3 separate regions of the Homo sapiens genome follow, and regions 1 and 3 are each linked to region 2. The links are chromatin loops, found by intact Hi-C in ENCODE. Cell type or tissue: heart right ventricle. All regions are shown on one strand. Links, peaks and the distances in the headings refer to the core of each region. The heading gives the core; the rest is flanking DNA.

Region 1 (6,124 bases), core at 364-5,363, 300 kb after region 2:
AGGTTACAGAGCTGGTCAGTGGCTGAGCCAGACCTAGATCCCTGGAAATTATTTTAGCCATTGACATCATCTGGGGCTCCCTTCCCCTGCCCCAGGTAAGTTCTGTATGAATTAAAACCTGCTGTTAAAATGTTGTCTGAGAAAAACATCTGGCATTTTTTATTATTGAGCTCCCTCATATTATATTAAACCGGTCTGATTTCTCCACCAAATTGTTGCATTGCAAGATTTTTTAGAAAGACTTCTAGAACATATTAAAACATATCTACTGAGTACTTTTAACCACAAAACATGGCTATGAAGCCCAGAGAGAATCTGTGATGCCTCTCCTTTCAGGTAAAGTCATAAATTATTTCCGCTCATGCGAAAAAAAAAAAAAAAAAGACTAAATAAGACGTTCTGTTCATTTCATTTTTAATGTACTGATTACAGGTAGTTAAACCAAACTACCCATGACTAGCAAAATATTTCTCCAGTGCCAATAACTTCCAAGGATTTCAACCATTCATTCTGGTTACTGTCAGAAACCAACTTAAATCACCCAAGGGCTTACGTTATCTCTGAGATTTGCTTATCTTTGAGATTTGCCCCTGTGAAGTCCATACCCAATAAAGGAAAAGTTTTCAAAAGAGGAGGTTCATTTCCTGCCAGTGCTAAGGAAGCCAATGTAACAAGTACAGCCAGCGATTACTCTGGCACTGCTCTGCTCTGCTCTGCTCACAGCAGCACTCGGCCTCCTGGCTGTACCAGCTGAGGACACTCCACAATACCTAGCTCACTGAAGCACTTGTTGATTGCTCCTGCCTTTAAATGTCCCCCTTCCATGATGGTCTTCTCTCTCCTGTCATCTACGAGTTCTTTCTTTCCTGTGTTGTGCCACCCCAAAATTTCATCTATTCAATAAATATTTATTGAGTGGTCACTGCTCAACAATTACTGGGCTAAACATTGTCCCTAAATGGGGGTGCTGTCTAGAGTCTGCCTTTAACTCGCTGTGCCTTTTCTCACTTTTGTCTACACATACATTTTTAAATCTCCGCTTAGGCTGGAAATCACCAAAAATCTGTAGCTCCAGTACCAGCCTCACCCCCTGAGCTGCAGGTCAGGATATGCACCCCAACCCAGGCCAGTGACATGTGAATGTCCCAAAGACCCCTCAAAGTCCCTGGGTTCAGTGGTGAATCCATCATCTCCACCCTCACCTGAATAGCCTCTCCTCCAGGGCTCCTTAACACCTTGAATAGCACCACTGTCCACCCAGTGCCCCCAGCTAGAAACAGCATCACCCAGTTTCCATATGGAAAGAGTGTGAGTGAGGGGACAGCAGTGCCTTTCAGCCTGGAACTGGGGCTAGAAGAAGAGAATCTTCTAATTGCAGTTGCTTTCTATGGGCCAATTTGTGGGAGAAGCAGGATGAGACCTCACCACAAATGTGGACGTTGAATGAAATCTGTCTACCCTGGCTCTAGCAAAATGGGGGCTGGGGTTGCGGGGAGAGGTGGTGAGAAGCAACAGACCCAGCGGTGCTGGTGGGGAACAGGTTTTACAACGTGAGCTCTGCCATAGCTGGAAGAGCCTGCAATGTTGATGTTGAAAAACAAATTTGCTTGTCATCAACACACACACACACACACACACACACACACACACACACATCAATTTCATGTCTCCCCTCCTGTTTTCCTGTTTCCTCTGCTCAGAACGGCTTTCCTCCTATCATCCCACACCCTCAGCCATAATTCTTCCTCATACTTAATTCTCAAATGACATGTCTCCTCCTCCGGGAAGCTCTCCCTGACGCCCCCACTGTGTTATTTGTCATCCTCTGTGCGTGGAGGTGTGTCTAGCACTGTTTGTTTACGTGTCTGTCTCCGTGTCTCCCCTGCAGGCTGTCAGCTCTGTAAGAGCAGAAGCGTGATGCCCAGCCCCGGGCCGACACCGGGAAGACGGTGGGGAGGGGAAGGACCGCGGTAGAGAGCCCCAGCCGGGGAGCCGGGCACAGTCCAGACGGGGCCATTTCGATGCGCGCGCGGGGAGCTCAGCGGGACACAGCCAAGCGCCAAATACACAGCATCTCTGGAGGCGCCGGTGGCCGGTGGAGGATGGGCCCCCCACGAGGCTCTCCCAACCAAACGGCTGGAGACTCGGGGGAGGCCCTGCCGGCATCGTACTCCCTGTGGTCGTCCTCCCCTCGCGCGGGTAGGGGCCCCCCCACGCCCACTCCGTCTCCGCCTCCCGAGTCCCCGCGGCCGCCACCTCTGCCCTCCGCTCCGCAGAATCTCTCCGATTTACAACGGCCCAGGGCAGAGCCGGGGGCCAGGGAATGGGAAGGAGAAGGCGCCAAGACGCCGAGGAGAGAGCAGGCGGCCCCTCACCCCACCCTCGCGCCCTCCTAGGCGGGAAGAAATTGAGCCCCGAGAGAGGCCCTTCAGGGAACAGGAGTCCCAAAGGCCCGGGAGCCTCGGGGGGCCGCAGCCTCCGCGTCCCCCTCCCTCCTTCCCTCCTCTGCGCCTCCCTACCTGGCTGGCTTTGTGGAACTGCTTCTTCAGCCCGGCCACCGACATCGCGACTGCGACCGGCAGGGGCGGGGTGGTCTCAAGGCTCGGCTGGGCCACGCGGCCGCGACGCGCTCGGGGAGCGGGAGCCCGGGCCGGTCCCCCCGCGGCTGGGCTCCGCCGGGCCCGCCTCCCACGGCCACGGCCACAGCCACAGCCGCTGTCACACTCGCACACACGCGCGCACGCCGATGGCAACACTGCGTTCCAAAGCCCCTGCGCAGCCCATTGGCCAAGCCGCGGCGATATGCAAATGAAGCTGCTGGGGCCGCCCACGCTTCATTGTTGCGTGGAGACCTGGGCTACTTGAGCCGCGCAGAAGACCGGCCTGGGAAGCTGGGCGTGGGGATGTCCTGGGGGTCGGGGGAGTACAGTCACACAGTGCTTCTTGCTGGGCGCGGGACGATATAGATCTAGCTCTGAGATTGTCATGGGTACCGGGAGAGAGATCAGTTCTCTCTGCTTCTGTCTTGGTGCCGAACCGGCTTTGGCTCACAGGCAACATCGCCTCCCTCCGGCGCATTTTCGCTCGGTGTATGTTTAAGAAAGGAAGGCTCAGAAATGCGCCTAGGGAGGGACAACAAATGCAACTCGATGGGGGACCTGTGGTAGGAGGAAGCGGTCTGTGGGTGGCGGGCTTTCTTCTCTCTCCACGCGGTGCTCTGGGTGCAATCTGCTCAAATGATTTTGGTCTTCTGGGAGCCCTAGAGTTATGGAGTAATTTACTAATAAATACGGTGCTAGCTCACTTGGTGCTCTGAGCCCGCTGTCAACGGCACTAAAAGCAACCATCTCCAAGGTGCCATAAAGAGCTCGTTGCATATCCGGCGGAGTCCACCAGACCAGGAACCCAGCTCTCTCGGTAACCCCTACCAGCTGTGTCAGTTACAGAGTGTCCATTTGCACAGAGTCCAGAGGTCGACGCACTCACAGCTAAGCCCAGCCAGGGACATGGAGCATTGCGTTAACCTCGTGTTAGAGCTATCCCCAAAAGGTACAGCATCTTCGCTGAATCTGGCTTCCAAAGGTCCCGAGGATTCCCAAACCTAGAATATATGTTTGGCAACGCTTCACACTGAAAAACAAAAACATTTCCCACCTTCAGTCTCTTTTTGGGCCCTTAGCAGGTCCCATCTGGGGTGACGAGCAGTCCCTGTCTGCCCTGGACACTTCGGGTATATGCCTGTGCCCTGGTGTCCACCTGCCATAACATTTCTCCAGGACAAAAGTCATGCAGTTCCTCCCCTAGCTGTTAGCTCCCAGCGCCCAGTCGGGGCTAGTCCTAACCCTGACTTCATCCTAGTGAGGACTGGGCAAGTAAGTACACACCTCTCTGGGCCTTGGTTTCCTCACTTCTACTTGAAGCATGTAGACTGGAATAAACAGTGTTCCTCCTCTGATACTGGGGAAAAAATGCTTGAACTTAGTGGAGATCGTGGGATAAGGGCAGCCAGTCAGAGGGTTAATGAGCATGACTTGGGTGAGTGTTGTGGGCTTACCTGCCTGACACCAGCCACTGATAGATAACTAAAAAGTGTGAGGGTGGTGACAGCTGGGTCAGAATGGCGTAGCAAGATGACCTGTCCATACAACAGTTCAAATGCCTCTCAACAGTGGGCTTCACCGCAGGCCAACCACTACATAAGGCAGAGAGCCAGCTGCAGCTGGAGTCCAGGATTGGCAGGTCTCTCTTGTCCTAGGCTATTCAGGGCTGCTCAGCTTCCTCTTTCTCCATGCTCCAGAGAGGTTTAAATAGCACCGGTTCTATGGTACCTCCCCCTAGACCAATCCGGCTCTGTGCCCTTTGGGAGGAGGGGGGTGCTTTTTTTTCAAACAGTTTATTGGCATTTCCTCCACAGTCGTTAGTACATTCAAGTTTCTCACTTCAGTTGATTTTGGTAATTTATCTCCTTCATTAATCAAGTATAGAGTTGAAGATCATACTTTTTAAACTTCAGAATCTTTCATATACATTTTCTCCTTTGTAAAAGTTTTTGTGATTTGTCTTAATTTTTTCAGTGAATAGATTTATTGGAGGTTTGCTGATTTTATTGGTCTTTCAAAATATTTTTGAAGGTACTCATCATTGCTACAGATTTTTCTCTCTCATTGATTTTTCTTTCATTATTCTTACACATTCCTTCCTTCACTTTTGTTCAGAAGACTAGTGAGAGTTTGAGGGTTTTAACAATAGAAACTGACTCTAGCTAACATAAGCTGGAAAATATGTATTGGAGAAGGATGTCAGGCAGCCTGGAGATTCACAGGAGGGGTGTAGGGAACAAGGTGGAGGGGATGAGCAGGAATTAGGAATCTGAGCACTGAGATCCACAGGGTGTCCAGGAACAGCTTGATTGGGATATGCTGGCTCTGCCACTGAGCCCTGGCCATGGCTACCAGAATGAAGGCTGCCCTTTCAGGCAGTCACTCCAGCTGCATAGTAGCAAGGGCAGCATCTGATTGGTGGATTCACTCCATGGCAGATTTCCCTACTATAGGAGGAAGCTTCAGAGGTTAGGCAGCCAAATTTTATATATATATATATTATATCATATATTATATATATATAATATATACATTCTTTAATATATACCATGTTAGAGAATATATAATATATATTAGAGAATATATATAAAAATAATATATATAAGCAACAACAAATGCCCATTAAAGTGTATTTGGGTATCCTTAATCTCATGTCTTTTATTTATTTTTATAAAACTATAAATTTTCCTCCTGAGTATGGCTTTGGTTTCATACCTTGTTTTCATGAATGATATGGATCTCCTATTTTCTAAATAAAACTTGTCATTACAGTTTTGAGTTCCTCTTTGATCCAAATGTTATTCAGGATAATTTTTTAAAAAGCTTTTCTAGGCTGGGCATGGTGGCTCACGCCTATAATCCCAGCACGTTGGGAAGCCGAGGCAGGCAGATCACGAGGTCAGGAGAGCGAGACCATCCTGGCTAACACGGTGAAACCCCATCTCTACTAAAAAGTACAAAAAATTAGCCAGGCGTGGTGGCGGGCACCTGTAATCCCAGCTACTCGGGAGGCTGAGGCAGGAGAATGGCATGAACCTGGGAGGCGGAGCTTGCAGTGCGCCAAGATCGCACCACTGCACTCCAGCCTGGGCGACAGAGTGAGACTCAGTCTCAAAAATAAAAAAAATTAAAAAAATTAGCTGGTCATGGTGGTGCATGCCTGTAGTCCCAGCTACTCTGGAGGCAGAGGCAGGAGAATCACTTGAACTCAGGAGGTGGTGGTTGCAGTGAGCCAAGATGGTGCCACTGCCCTCTAGCCTGGGCGACAGAGTGAGACTCTGTTTAAAAAAAAAAAAAAAAAAAAAAAAACCTTTTCTAGGTGGTTTGATTTTTTAAAATTTATTCTATGTTAAATTCTAGACTTGTGATACTATCGTCAAATAACATGTCTTGAAAGGTTTTTTTTAAACATAGCCTGTCATGTTTCATTGTAAACACATATCATAGAGGTTTGAAATACTGTTCATTTTGTGTTTCTAATGTACAGTTTTTTAGTTCATCTGTAACAAGAGTGTGTATTCTAC
Region 2 (6,124 bases), core at 526-5,525:
CAGATATACTGTAATTGATTAAGAAACAAAACCCTTAGGCTTGTAATAGCTGATACGTGACTCTGGTTCAGCTTGAATCCATAATTCATTGGCTTCAAATTTTGTGTGTAAATACAAAGATTTGCAAGGCCATAGAGTGGAGGAATCAGTTAATAAACAAATATCCAAAATAAAGTTTCCAGAAGTCTGGTTTCACACTACACTAGTCTTCAACATCTTTCAATGAGCACGCAGTTGAAGGAACACAAACGAACAGATCACTTTAAGGTAGAACCACAAAGTGTTACATCTGGAAAGGGACTTCTGAGCTTATCATTTTTACAGATGGCAAAATTGAGGTCCAAGAGGAAGACCTACACAGTCAAGTCAATGACAAAGAGCTTGAATGAGAACTCAGTTATTTCACCTTGCAACCCAGGACTCTTTTCGAGACCCACCCTATTCGCTTTCATGAATTACTAGTCTATGGCCATCTTCCTGCCTTGGACCTCCTGCCACTACTATTCATCCTCTACATCTAGGCCAGATGTATCCCTTTAAAACACAATTTCACACCTTAGTAACACCTCCCCACTGCTCAGACCATCTAGTGTTTTCTTAATGTCCACAGGACAAAGTTCAGAGTCCTTAGCTGGGCAGTTAGAACCTTCCACCTGCGTCCTACTAACACTCTAACATCACCTCCTACTGCACTTCCAAATGTAACAGCCACTGCAGTCCAATTGTTCTGTCCATCACAGCTCATCAGAACTGTTCTGCATGCATTTGCTTATGCCATTCTTCCTATGGTGACATGTTGACAGCTGCCCAGAATCCCCATCAATAAAGCTCTCGTTGCCTTAGCTGCAAGAGTGTACTATCAAACAGCCTTTAGCCATCAGTCTTTTCGGTGGTTGACTTAGTTGCAGGAAGGCATCTCTCTGAGGGTCACATCCCTGGCCAGGGGAAAATTAAAAGCTAACCTTGGAGAATGTCCTTCAGCCAGAGTCATTTCCACTACTGCCCTGCAACTGTGAGAGAGGCACAGCATCCAGCCCTTCTCTCACACCTGTGGACACATTCAGTGACTCAGCAAAGCAGGGGTCTAACTTAGGACAGCTCAGTCCAACTTAGGACAACTCTAAATGCTATTCTTGTTCCAGAGTTTCTTGTGGGCTGTGCCAAGGCTTTCTTTGGGGCTGCATTTCAGTTTGACACCTCCCACTGCTCATCCTGCTTCATTCTCTTCCTTCCATGAGTGTCAATCCCAAGAAACTCCCAAGTAACCATCTTGCATGTTAAACTCCTCTCAGGGTCTGCTCCCTGGAAAACCCAGCATGCAACACTCCCAGCCCCCAAATACCGGCTCCCACTGTCTTTCAAGGTCTACTCCCCAGGCCACTCCTCTTTACAAGTCCTGTAGCAAATATAGATCAGTTCACTTATTTTACATTAATATGAACCACCTCATACCAATAATTCCTTCTTAGGTATGTGAAGTCACAAATGCATGCTGTGTTTCTTTCTTCTTTCTTTTCTTTCCTTCCTTGCTTCTTTGTGTGTGTGGTATTTTTTTTTTTTTTTTTTTTTTTGAGACAGGGTCTTGCTCTGTCACCCAGGCTGTTGTGCATTGGCACAATCTCAGTTCATTGCAGCCCTGACCACCCAGAGTAAAGTGATTCTCCCACTTCAGCCTCCAACTGGCTGGGACTACAAGTGCATACCACCATGCCTGGCTACTTTTTGTGTATTTTTTTGTAAAGACAGGGTTTCGCCATGTTGCCCAGGCTAGTCTCAAACTCCTGAGCTCAAGGAATCCTCCCACCTTGGCCTCCCAGAGTATAGGGATTACAGGCATGAGCCACCATGCCCAGCCTGCCTACTCTGTATCCCTAAGAACTAGCATCATGACATTGCTACACAGTGAGTGATCAATGAAGGATGACAATCTTGATAATGAAGATGTAACCAATCTTGAACTGACGATCCACTTCAACTAATATGTCATTCTTCTTTCCCTGCTAGACTATAGTTCCCTAAGGGCAGAGTGCTGCTATCCCCACAGGCTCCTTGTAAGAGGCACTGAAGAAAGGAGCAGTGTACTTTTGATGTGCTACTCCCTTTAGAATGAACGAGAATAAGTTTGATTTGTATTCTCAAACATGGGATTGGAGGTGAAGACAGAAAGGAGAAGAAATGTTTTCTTTAAGGGGAATGACATATGAGGAATGTTGTACAAGGTCTCTCTTCCATGCCAACAAGACTCCAGGAGACGCCAAGCAGACACTTGCTGAGAGCTGCCATTCTGGTGCCAGGGAGTCTGGACCTGCCAGATCTCATGGCTGCTCCACCCTGAGCTGCCCTCGTCCATCTAGGATGACCCATGTTCTGAAATAAGATCCGCTTCTCCATCCTTAAACAGCCAAGCAAAACTGTTCCTTTTGTTTCTTTCTCACAGAGAGCAATGGATGTTTGGGAGACATCGGTTTGTCTTAATTAAAACAAAACTGCACCACAGCCATTCTTACGAAGTAGACAAAAAGTAAACAAGGACCTATGATGAACAGTTAGGGCCAAATTTTGAATTTCATGACATGTGAACATGGTCTGAAAAGGAAAGATAAATCCTCTCGTCCTCCAGGGGAACACTTAAAAGCTGACCTTGGAGAATGTCCTTCAGCCAGGGCACAGGGTCACTTCCACTACTGCTCTGAAATGGTGAGAGGAACAGCGTCCAAGCCTTCTCTCACACTTGTGGACAGATCTGGATGGGTACCTGAGAGGAAGTCTAACAAATAGGAAATGGAAAAACTTACTGAAACCATTTCTCCTGCCAGAGCAGAAACTGACCAAAGTGGGGACACTACTACTGCCTTGCAGTGCCAAATAATGAAATGTTGTTTCAACACTCTTCCCAAGTGAGGAAAGAGAAAGTGAAAGACGAGCAGCAGAGGAAAGCAAAACAGGAACAGGATGCAAGTGTGGGATTAGGGAGGCAGCAAACCTCAGAAATGGCCAGAACTGGCTCTCAGCTAACTAGGATTTCAGACACTTGCAGCAAGAGGGCAGCCCAACACTTCCTTATCTAACCTAACTTCCAAGTGACACCTAACACCATATCATCTGGGCAGCCTTCTCTTAAACCCCATCTAACCCATCACTTCTATTAGTCTTGGCATTTTTCTCGATGTCCACACAGAGGTAAAGTATATGAAAGTTCTAAGTTCTAATCCTTTTATTCGCACTCCCCATAGAAAATCCATAGCAAAGCTTTGCCTTATATTATTGCCATATATTACATTATTGCCTTACATTAGTACAAACTGAAAAGTATTTATTCCATCAGTTTAATAAGTAAGAAAATTTCATTTTTTTTAAGAGGCAAGGTCACACTTTGTCACTCAGGCTGGAGTGCAGTGGTACAATCATGGCTCACTGCAGCCTCAACTCCTGGGCTCAAGCAATCCTCTCACTTCAGCCTCCTAAAGCACTGGGATTACAGGTGTGAGCCACAATGCCTGGCTGACTTCACTTTTTAAAAAATCAGAAACTACTTCCAACCCGAAGTATACTGTTTTCACAAGAGACTAGCTTCATCATGTAACTATCATTGTAAATATCATTCACATTACCCAAAAGGTTCCCAGTTAACTGCAAACAGGAACATGAGCAATAGACCGCAGTTGATGTATTAACTCTGTCATTCAAGAGCTGGTGATTTTGATCCAGTTATGTATTTAAATACGAACATTTTCATGGGTAAAGCAAACAGAGGATTTGTGACAGACACTGATAGTTAACACCCAATATCCACACCCTCCTTTCTTTTTTGCTAACAGAACCCCAGGTGGTGAATCATAAGTCAACAAGACTATAGTGTTCACACTTTCCCAGCCTCCCTTGCACTCTGAGTGGCCATGTGAACCAGTTACGTGTCATTGACCAGAACTGGTTCACATGGCCACTCAGACTGCAAGGGAGGATGGGAAAACTGGTCATTTTCTGTCGGTGCTTCTGGGCAAACATCACATTCTTGATTAATAAGACAAAGGGACATAGGCAATTCTATACCTCTTCTCTCCTTTCTTCCTTGGAATTCAATGTGGTGCTTGAAGCTGCAGTGCCATTTTGCAACCATAAGAGGAACGGCCAACCCACTGAGTACAAAGAACAGAGGGAAAGGAGCCTGGATTTTGAGAGCATCACTGAGCCACTGTCCCAGGCCTATTTGTTAGAACAGCCTTTGGCATGGCATTATGTTCCCTGCAGCTGACAACACTAATAACTGATAGAGGGTTGTTGTGGAATTAAAGAAGAGATTATGTGAAAGTCATTTGATAATGTACCTGACACAGCTTTGTCTGGTTCCAAAGACAGCCTCTTTCCATGACAACAGGCACTTATGAGATTGCATTTATTCATAACACATTTTGCCCAATGGCACCAGATAAACCAAGTGTCACTCTATGTACTTTTCACTTCATTGAATTAATGTAGATAGCTTCATCTTGAAACAGAAAATGTTTCCTTGACCCCCTTCTCGACTGGGAACTGGAGTGCATGGGTGCTAGAACTAGCCAGTCGCTTGGGTGCTGGCAGGGGTGGACTGCACTCTCTGGAACCTATTGCACTCAACCCCTCATGGAAGGAAGCACACAGGTGAGCAGGTGCAGGAGCCGGGGCAAGTGCTTTTGGGTGCTGGCAGGAGCAAAACTCCATTCAGACTCCACAGCAGTGTCTAGGAGGAAGTACCTATGACCCCTGAAGCCCCAGAAGGACTGTTACAGTCAGTGCTCTTTTAGCTTTGCCAGCTTAAGTGTTATGCCACTCAGTGGGCTCTCTGCCTTTTCATGTGAGGTGGTTGCTCTCCGCTAATGAGGACAGAGGGTCAGCATGACAGCCTTTAGCATCCACACAAATGGCACCCAAGCTCTTGTCCAGCGTCCAGGAAAAATCAGGTTGCATGAATGAATTGAAGAGTGGAGGATTTTATTGCCGACGAAAGTGTCTCTCATCAGGAAAGGGAGCTGGAAAGGGGATGGACCAGGAAGGTGATACTCCCCATGTGGACTCCTCTCTGAAGCAACGTTGTCAAGCCGCCCAGCCGAAGTCAAGCCGCTTCTCTCTGATGTCCAGTTGCTTCTCCTCTTCTCTGCTCTCTGCCAGCTGAGCCTGGGGTTTTTAGGGGTCCAGGATGTGGGGCAGGGCAGGCCATGGGTGGTTTTGGAAAAGGCAAACATTCGAGGAGGAAAACAGGAATGCATGTTCTCACTTTGGGCTGGGGTTCCAGGCTTGAGGGTGGGGCCTTTGCCAGGGACCCGCCCTCTTATGCCCAGAGTTTCCCTGCTTCCTGTCCCCATCGATATAATAAACAAACACACTCTTTTGACATTACACAAATGGCTTCTCTAGGAAGGCATATGTAAGACACCCCAAACACGACAGTCCTGCTGACAAACCACTGACTGAAAATTAATGCTCATTTGTGGGGAGGGTAGTAGGGAGATTTGGCCAAAGGATACAAAATTTAAGTTAGATAGGTAAAATAAATTCAAGAGCTCTACGGTACAACACAGGTGACTATACTTAATAATGATGTATTGGATTCTTGAAAATTGATAAGAGATTTTAAGTGTTCCCACCATAAAAACAATGATAAGTATGTGAAGTAATACATGTTAATTAGCTTTGCCAGTCCACAATGTATGCATATTTCAAAACATCATGTTGTACATCATGAATATATACAATTTTTGCCAATTAAAATTAATTAATTTTTTAAAAGAAAATTAATGCTCAGAGACAACATGTACTTGAGTGTCCATATGGCAATTCTTGCTCATTTTAGCTAATGGAGATAGAAAATTCTACTTTACACAGAGTGAGAATGAGAAAATCATGGAATCTGAAGTATGTAAATTAGAAAAAAATATTTTTTGGTGTCTTTGGCAAATATTAAGTCACGTGTGTGGTTTTATCTTCCTCTATATAGCAAAGCCCTGCTTTTTCTGGAACTATTAGAATTAAGTATGCTATATAAATGAACTTCCCACATGAAGAAAATTTGCCTTTTTTTAAAATAAAAAAGATATGGCCGGGCGCAGTGGCTCACGCCTATAATCCCAGCACTTTGAGAGGCCGAGGC
Region 3 (6,124 bases), core at 364-5,363, 97 kb before region 2:
AAAAGGAAAAGTCAATGGGTAGCAACACTGATTCTGCAGCTGGAGGACTGTCTATACACTACTTTGCAAATGGGGGTGAGAAAAATGCAGTATGCCAGTAAGCAAAAGTAGAAAAAGCAAATGTAGGAAATTAACAGCAAATTTTTTACAAAAGAAGGAAGGAACACAGCAGAGCTTTGCCTTGTTGAGAACAATCGGCTGCAAACTGAAAACTGACCAGCATGCCTTGAGCTGTTAGGCCACATTACTAAAGTCTCTGATTGCTCAATCTGCAAATGAGTATCTTCAGCCCTTAGCTCCTATGCAGAAACATCTGCTCCCAACCTGACGTATGTTTATTTACTGGCCTAAACTGCCTTTACCTCAAAAGACCATGGTAACAGGCAGACTGACCAATAATGTATGCCTCTGTGCTTATTGGCAGGGCTAGCTTTGGAACAGCATGCAGGAGATGGGACTATGTCACACAGCATCTAATAACAAATATCTGTCCAGATGTTCTCGAGCATCATAGTGTAACTCTCATTTTCTGCCCTTTATAATACTGCCTCTAAGAAATCAGGAGGCTGGTGAGGATAAAACAGTCATCTGCCTTCTGACTCTGTAGTGGGGCATCAGACACTGAAAAGCAGAGGCGTTAACCAAAGGCATGCACCAGTGGCCACCTGGGAAGTTTGGCAACCTGCAATTGCCCAGATTTACCCCTCAAAATTCTAGGGTGGGGCCTGAGGATTAGAACATGGGACAAGTTCCCCAAGTGCTCCTGATGTGCACCCTGGGTTAGGAACCATGGAGCTGGCTGGGCTCTGCCAAGGGGAAACAAGGGGTGGGTTGGCTGAGGCAGCCTTTGCTCCCCTCTGACTCCATTTCTGTGCTATCTTTGTTCCCTGTCCCACCACTCTAAGCCTCGGTGCACCTCTCGCCTCATGCTCATCTCGCCGTCCTTGGAAGACACTTTGGGAGGGTGGTTAAGCACATGAACTCTGAGGTCAGAACCATCTTGACCACTCACCAGTTGTGAGACCTTGACCAAGGTGCTTAATTTCACTGAGCCTATTTCTCCATTTGTTAAATGGGGAGGGTATAGTAGTACCTACCTTGCAGGGTTATGTTAAGAATAAATAATGTCACACATAACAAATACATAGCACAGTGTAAGCATACAAACCCTGGGGGCCATTATTATTACTATTATTTTCCCAATAAGTATTTTTACTAATAATCCCAGTGCTCTCAGCTGGTCAGCAGGTGTCAGGTCTCCTGGGTGACCACGGGTGTTGCAGTGCTTGGCTACTAATAAGCTGCTTCTGATTTTAATTCACATTCCTCAAGGACTGCTTCCATAGGGATGCTGGTCTAAGTGGGCTCTTCAATTCTGTGTAGGTCAAGTCGACACACCTTTACTGGAAACATACTGGGTGCCAGGTACTGGGCCAGGTGCATGAGGTTCTTGAGGAGCTCACATACCAATGAGGGGGTCAGTGCAAAAACTAAACCTCCCTCTTGCAGGTTGTGACAATAACATGTTAAAAGGCAACCAAGTAGCAGTTCATGGGAGATAAGAGGAAACCTCACACCAACTCATTCTTGTGGTGTATCTAAAATTTCCTGGGCCCTTTAAGAATAAAGACAAGCCATCACTGTCAAGCCCTTTATTAAAAGTTTGGAAAATTGCTTCATATAAGTTCCTGGGACTTCTTTCTCTAAACTCCATTCAATCCTAAGATCTATTTTTTTTTAACAATGAACAAATTACACACACTTAATAGATTTTCAGAGCTAGAAGATTTCTTATAAATTGTCCATGCTCACTGTGCAGATGAAAAAGTTGAGGTCGCAGTAAGTGAAGCATCTTGCCTAAGAAGATAGATTGTCAGAGGCCAAACTGAGGTTATTACCCCAGTCTTTGGCTTCCAGTCCAGTTCTATTGCACAATATCATTTAGTCCCACTGAAATCATAACAGGAAGCAGAATCATCTCCAGCGAAGGCCATGTATTCATTTGTTCAACATTAACTGAGCTCCTAGGATGTGTTCAGTACTGCACTAGCACTAGGAATAAAATGGTGGACATCATAGACATGGTGCCTGCTCTTGCAAAGCTTACTAGTGGGAGAGGCAAACTAGACAAATAAATGAAATAACCACTTCTTTCCCTAAAGGCTAAGCAAGAACTAAACAGAAAAGAGAAGGGCCTACTTTACGTAGAGTGGTCAAAGAAAGCCTCTCTGAGGAGGCGACACTTGTGCTCAACGTTGAGAAAGAGGTAACTACGTTGAAGAGCAGGGAGACACATGGTCCAGGTTCAGGGATGGGTCGGTGCAAAGGCCCATCGGGGGAATGGGCACCTGACATTCTGGAATCTCCCAGAAAGCCAGTGTAACTGGGGATTAGGGAATGAGGAGCAGATGGCAGCACATGATGTAACACAGGGGCCAGATGATACAGGCTTTAAAGGCTTTGGAGAGGGACGCGGATTTCATCATAGGTGTAAGGTGATTCATGAAGAGGCCAGGGAGTTCACAGTCTGTCTGCTTCTCCATGTAAAATACAATCTATGACATTCCTTTGCAACACAGTCTACATGCTATTTTTCCATTATCTCTCTTCATGCACAGGGCCAGAAGACAAACAAAACCATGCAAAAGAGCTAGGCAAGGACTAGAACCCAGGAGTCTTTATTTCTAGTCACAGAGTCTTCCTTCCAGGCCACACTCTCCCTTGCTGAATTAAATGGAGGAGGGTGAAACTTTTAATTCCATTAAAAGGAACAGGGTCTTTGGTTTGAATATTCCTTTCTCAATCGCAGTTCTGATAGAAGAGTATGACCAGCCAGAATCTCACCCTAGAAAGACGAATGTGGAGGTAGAAAGAGATGATGTGGGAAGACAGGAGAATGAAAACCAATTCATGTTACCATGTTAGCAGACCCTTTATATCCTACACAATCTTCCTTGCTATGGAATAAGTTAAATTTGTAAATGGTTTTTGGGAGTGACAGTCAAAGGAGAAATGAACAGTGGATGAAGGGAAAAAATCTTAAGAATTACACTGTGAGGCAGCCCCATGATCCACCTAGCCCAGGATTCTATTTGTGTCAAGGAATGCATTAGAAGAGTGTGTGTTTATCTTCATACTGCCAAAACTTGAGCAAAATGCTGGTGTTCCCAGTTGGCCTTAGGTATCACTGTATCAATAGGCTTGGCTGCCACCATGTAAAAATGGACAAAAAGCTTAGAATAGACAAGCCGATCTTGTTTATTTGCCTCACACACGTGTGCCCTGATGTGGACAAGACCAAAATAAGGAACAAACCTGGAAATACAACTAAGTTTCTAAATGCCAAGTCAAGACTCTCTAAACAGATATGTTTGTTGTTGTTTTTACAGCTTTCTCTCTTTAATACCTGAGTGGCCTCTAGTTTCCTTTTCCAACATCCAAAGCTGTTTATGTTGGTTGTCAGTTCCGTCTCTCTCCTCCTCCCTCTGAACAGGAAATCTGTATGTTGTATCTGGATAAATTTCTGATATTTTTCATAGCAAAGGTTTTGGCTCCAGGCTCTTACACCTTGTGTCTGCCTCACTGCGTGATGGAAATGATATTCTGTGTGCAGCCTTGTGCACATTCTCCAGTGCAGGGCTGTGCCAACAGCATCTCGTTGCCATGTCCTGACTCAGGGTGAGTCCCAGGGAAGATTGGAATGAATTCTTGGCAAGGTGTGGATGTAGGAGCTGCGTAGATTCTGCAGGCTCCAGTGATGCACACTCAGGGGGAGACATGGCTTCATTTCCTACATTTCTTTCACACAAAGCATGATTATAGGGAAGTGCTTCCATATGGCCTAGGGAAAAAATCCCAGCCAAAAACAGCTTCAGCTGGTCAGTTTCAGAGCTGTAACAAACATGATGGGGCCATAATTAGAATCAAGATGGTGAAGGACTGTGTTTTCACGCAGGCAGGAATCTTTGCTACCTTTAGCCTTAGCTCAAGCGCATGCATACGGAACCTGATAACATGCCAGCATCCTGTGGGATGTTCCTGGCTTATACCATGTCACTCATGCCCTGCACTGAAGGATCTGTGCCCTCCAGTTCCCCTTTCTACGTAGAAATTGATTTTTTTTAAAAAAAAGGACATTTTAGGGGTTCTTAACCTGGAATGTCCTAAACAGGCATCAGGGGTCTGAGAACCCCACAAAAAAATCAGAATGGCAAATGTGGGGCTTATAAATACACATGCATTTTCCTGGAAAGAAAATGCATAACTTTTAATAGATTCTCAAAAGCATATGTAATCCAAAAGCTGAAAATCAAGAGACAGAGAGAGAGAGAATAATGAACTACCTTGCATTTCAGTACCTCTTCTGCACACTTCTCCAAATAAGACTGCCCTTTGGCACAATTTCATCTGGCATTTACCCTGGTTCAATTAGAATTATCTCAAGTTCTAATCTTTCTTGGACCCTGACAAAACGAGGTATTTTCTGATGAGATTTCCAAACTTTCTAAGGCCAACACTAACTCTACGTACTTCCATTACACCGGGATCTGGCTATTGTCTTTCTCCCTTACTCCCCTCATCCACATGCCTTCCTGGATGAACACTTCTCAGTATAGCCTCTCTTCAAACTGTGTTCACTGATCTGAGTCCTAAAACTTTGGTTTGTCCTACAATCACTCTGTTTTCACACTTTCAACGTTTTCCTCCATACCAAGCAGTAGCTCTCTTAAAATCAATCCCCAGACGGACTGATTGTTGATTTTCAAATATGTTTACAAATACCCACATTTACACTTAAAGTATGTAAGAGGTATTGAAAGGGGCAAAGTTCCCTTATCCCCCTCTCAGGGCATGCAACAGGAGGAGTGGCTTGCTTCTTCCGTGCCCAGCAGCTCAAGCCCCTAGGGGGAGCATGCAGACGGGCAGGTTATGGGGAGCTTGGGGCTCCAACCCCAAGGCAGCGTCTAGAGTTGAATGTTTACAGCTCCCAAAGTTCCAGCATGTGTTACAGTGTGCTCTTTCAGCTTAGCTGTCCGCAGGTGGCTTCTGTTAATCAGCTCAGTTAGAACCTCTGCCTTTTCTCAAGGACAGAGGGCTTTCGGTATCGCAGCGCTTTCTGTATCCCTTGCCACTCCATCCCCCTTCTGCCTCCTCATCCATCTGCTGAGAGCTACCTCCACCATTCAATAAACCTTTGCACTCATTCTCCAAGCCCATGTGTGATCCATTTTTTCCAGTACCATGGGCTTGGAGAATGAGTGCAAGGTTTTATTGAATGGTAGAGGTAGCTCTCAGTAGATGGATGGGAAGGCAGAAGGGGGATGGGGAGGCAGAAGGGGGATGGAGTGGGAAGGTGGTCTTCCCCTGGAGTCGGGTCGCTTAGCAGCTAGGATCTCGTCCGTCCGCCCTCGGCCAAATTTCCCCCTGAGTCTCTGTCGTTCCACTGTCAATGGCCTGTCGGCGTCTGTGTGTTCTTCTGCCAGTGTGTTCCTCTCAACATCCAGTCACTTGTGTGTGTGACTGCTAGGGTCTTGGGGTTTTTATAGACACAGAATGGGGGGCATGGCAGGCCAGAGTGGCCTTGGAAAATGCAACATTTGGGTGTGAGGACAGGGACTCTGTTTTCAGAGTCCCTGTCCTCACCCAGGCCAGTGGGCACAGGCCCAAGGGCGGAGCCCTAGCCAGGAACCCCGCCCTTCAATTTCCTGCCCCCCCTCCCGTATCAGTGTGACATCCTTTAGTATCCCAATGGGTAATATTTTTAACAAAAATGCAGCTAGCATTTACTGAGTACTCTCTAGTTACTACGCTATTTGGAGTTCTCAACATGGATTGATCTTTTAAATCCTGATAACAGCTCTACAAAGGCAGTACTGTTGTTATTCCCAGTTTAAAATTAGAGATCCAAGATACCCATGGAAGTGAAATAACTTAAATAACTCTGCACAGCTCATAAGCAACAGACCCAGGACTTAACCCTGGAAGGCTGGCGGCTCCGGACCCCAATTTCTTAACCACTTCCCAATATTTCCTTTCATAATTAATTATGGGAGATGTTTCTTAACATTTCTCATCCTTAGTTTCCTCATCTGTAAAATAGGCAGGACATTATCCAAATTATAAT

The links. Peaks named below come from ENCODE experiments on the same cell type or tissue, not always from the same donor. Only the 100,000 strongest peaks of a DNase experiment are listed, where the experiment ranks them.
Region 1: a loop joins it to region 2, with 3 times the contacts of the local background. A loop is called at or near these places in 15 of 110 quality-filtered maps.
Region 3: a loop joins it to region 2, with 2.2 times the contacts of the local background. A loop is called at or near these places in 6 of 110 quality-filtered maps.

Annotation. Positions count from the first base shown.
Region 1 is chr15:83,443,974-83,450,097 of GRCh38, reverse strand. SH3GL3 (SH3 domain containing GRB2 like 3, endophilin A3) reads right to left here and starts at 2,757. Exons shown (of 9, transcript NM_003027.5): 1 at 2,520-2,757. The coding sequence starts at 2,564. RefSeq lists an enhancer at 2,902-3,061. In heart right ventricle, for the core only: a CTCF peak has its summit at 3,054; DNase peaks (open chromatin) are centred at 2,287 and 2,797; H3K4me3 peaks cover 1,571 bases; H3K27me3 peaks cover 2,935 bases.
Region 2 is chr15:83,744,097-83,750,220 of GRCh38, reverse strand. All of the region lies in intron 3 of ADAMTSL3 (ADAMTS like 3), which reads right to left. Among named protein-coding and RNA genes, the nearest start is that of ADAMTSL3, 93 kb to the right of the region's middle. RefSeq lists an enhancer at 5,155-5,324. In heart right ventricle, for the core only: a CTCF peak has its summit at 3,027; a DNase peak (open chromatin) is centred at 2,993; H3K4me3 peaks cover 551 bases; H3K27ac peaks cover 1,761 bases.
Region 3 is chr15:83,841,251-83,847,374 of GRCh38, reverse strand. All of the region lies in intron 7 of ADAMTSL3 (ADAMTS like 3), which reads right to left. Among named protein-coding and RNA genes, the nearest start is that of ADAMTSL3, 190 kb to the right of the region's middle. In heart right ventricle, for the core only: no CTCF peak of the experiment used is centred there; no DNase peak of the experiment used is centred there; H3K27ac peaks cover 3,503 bases.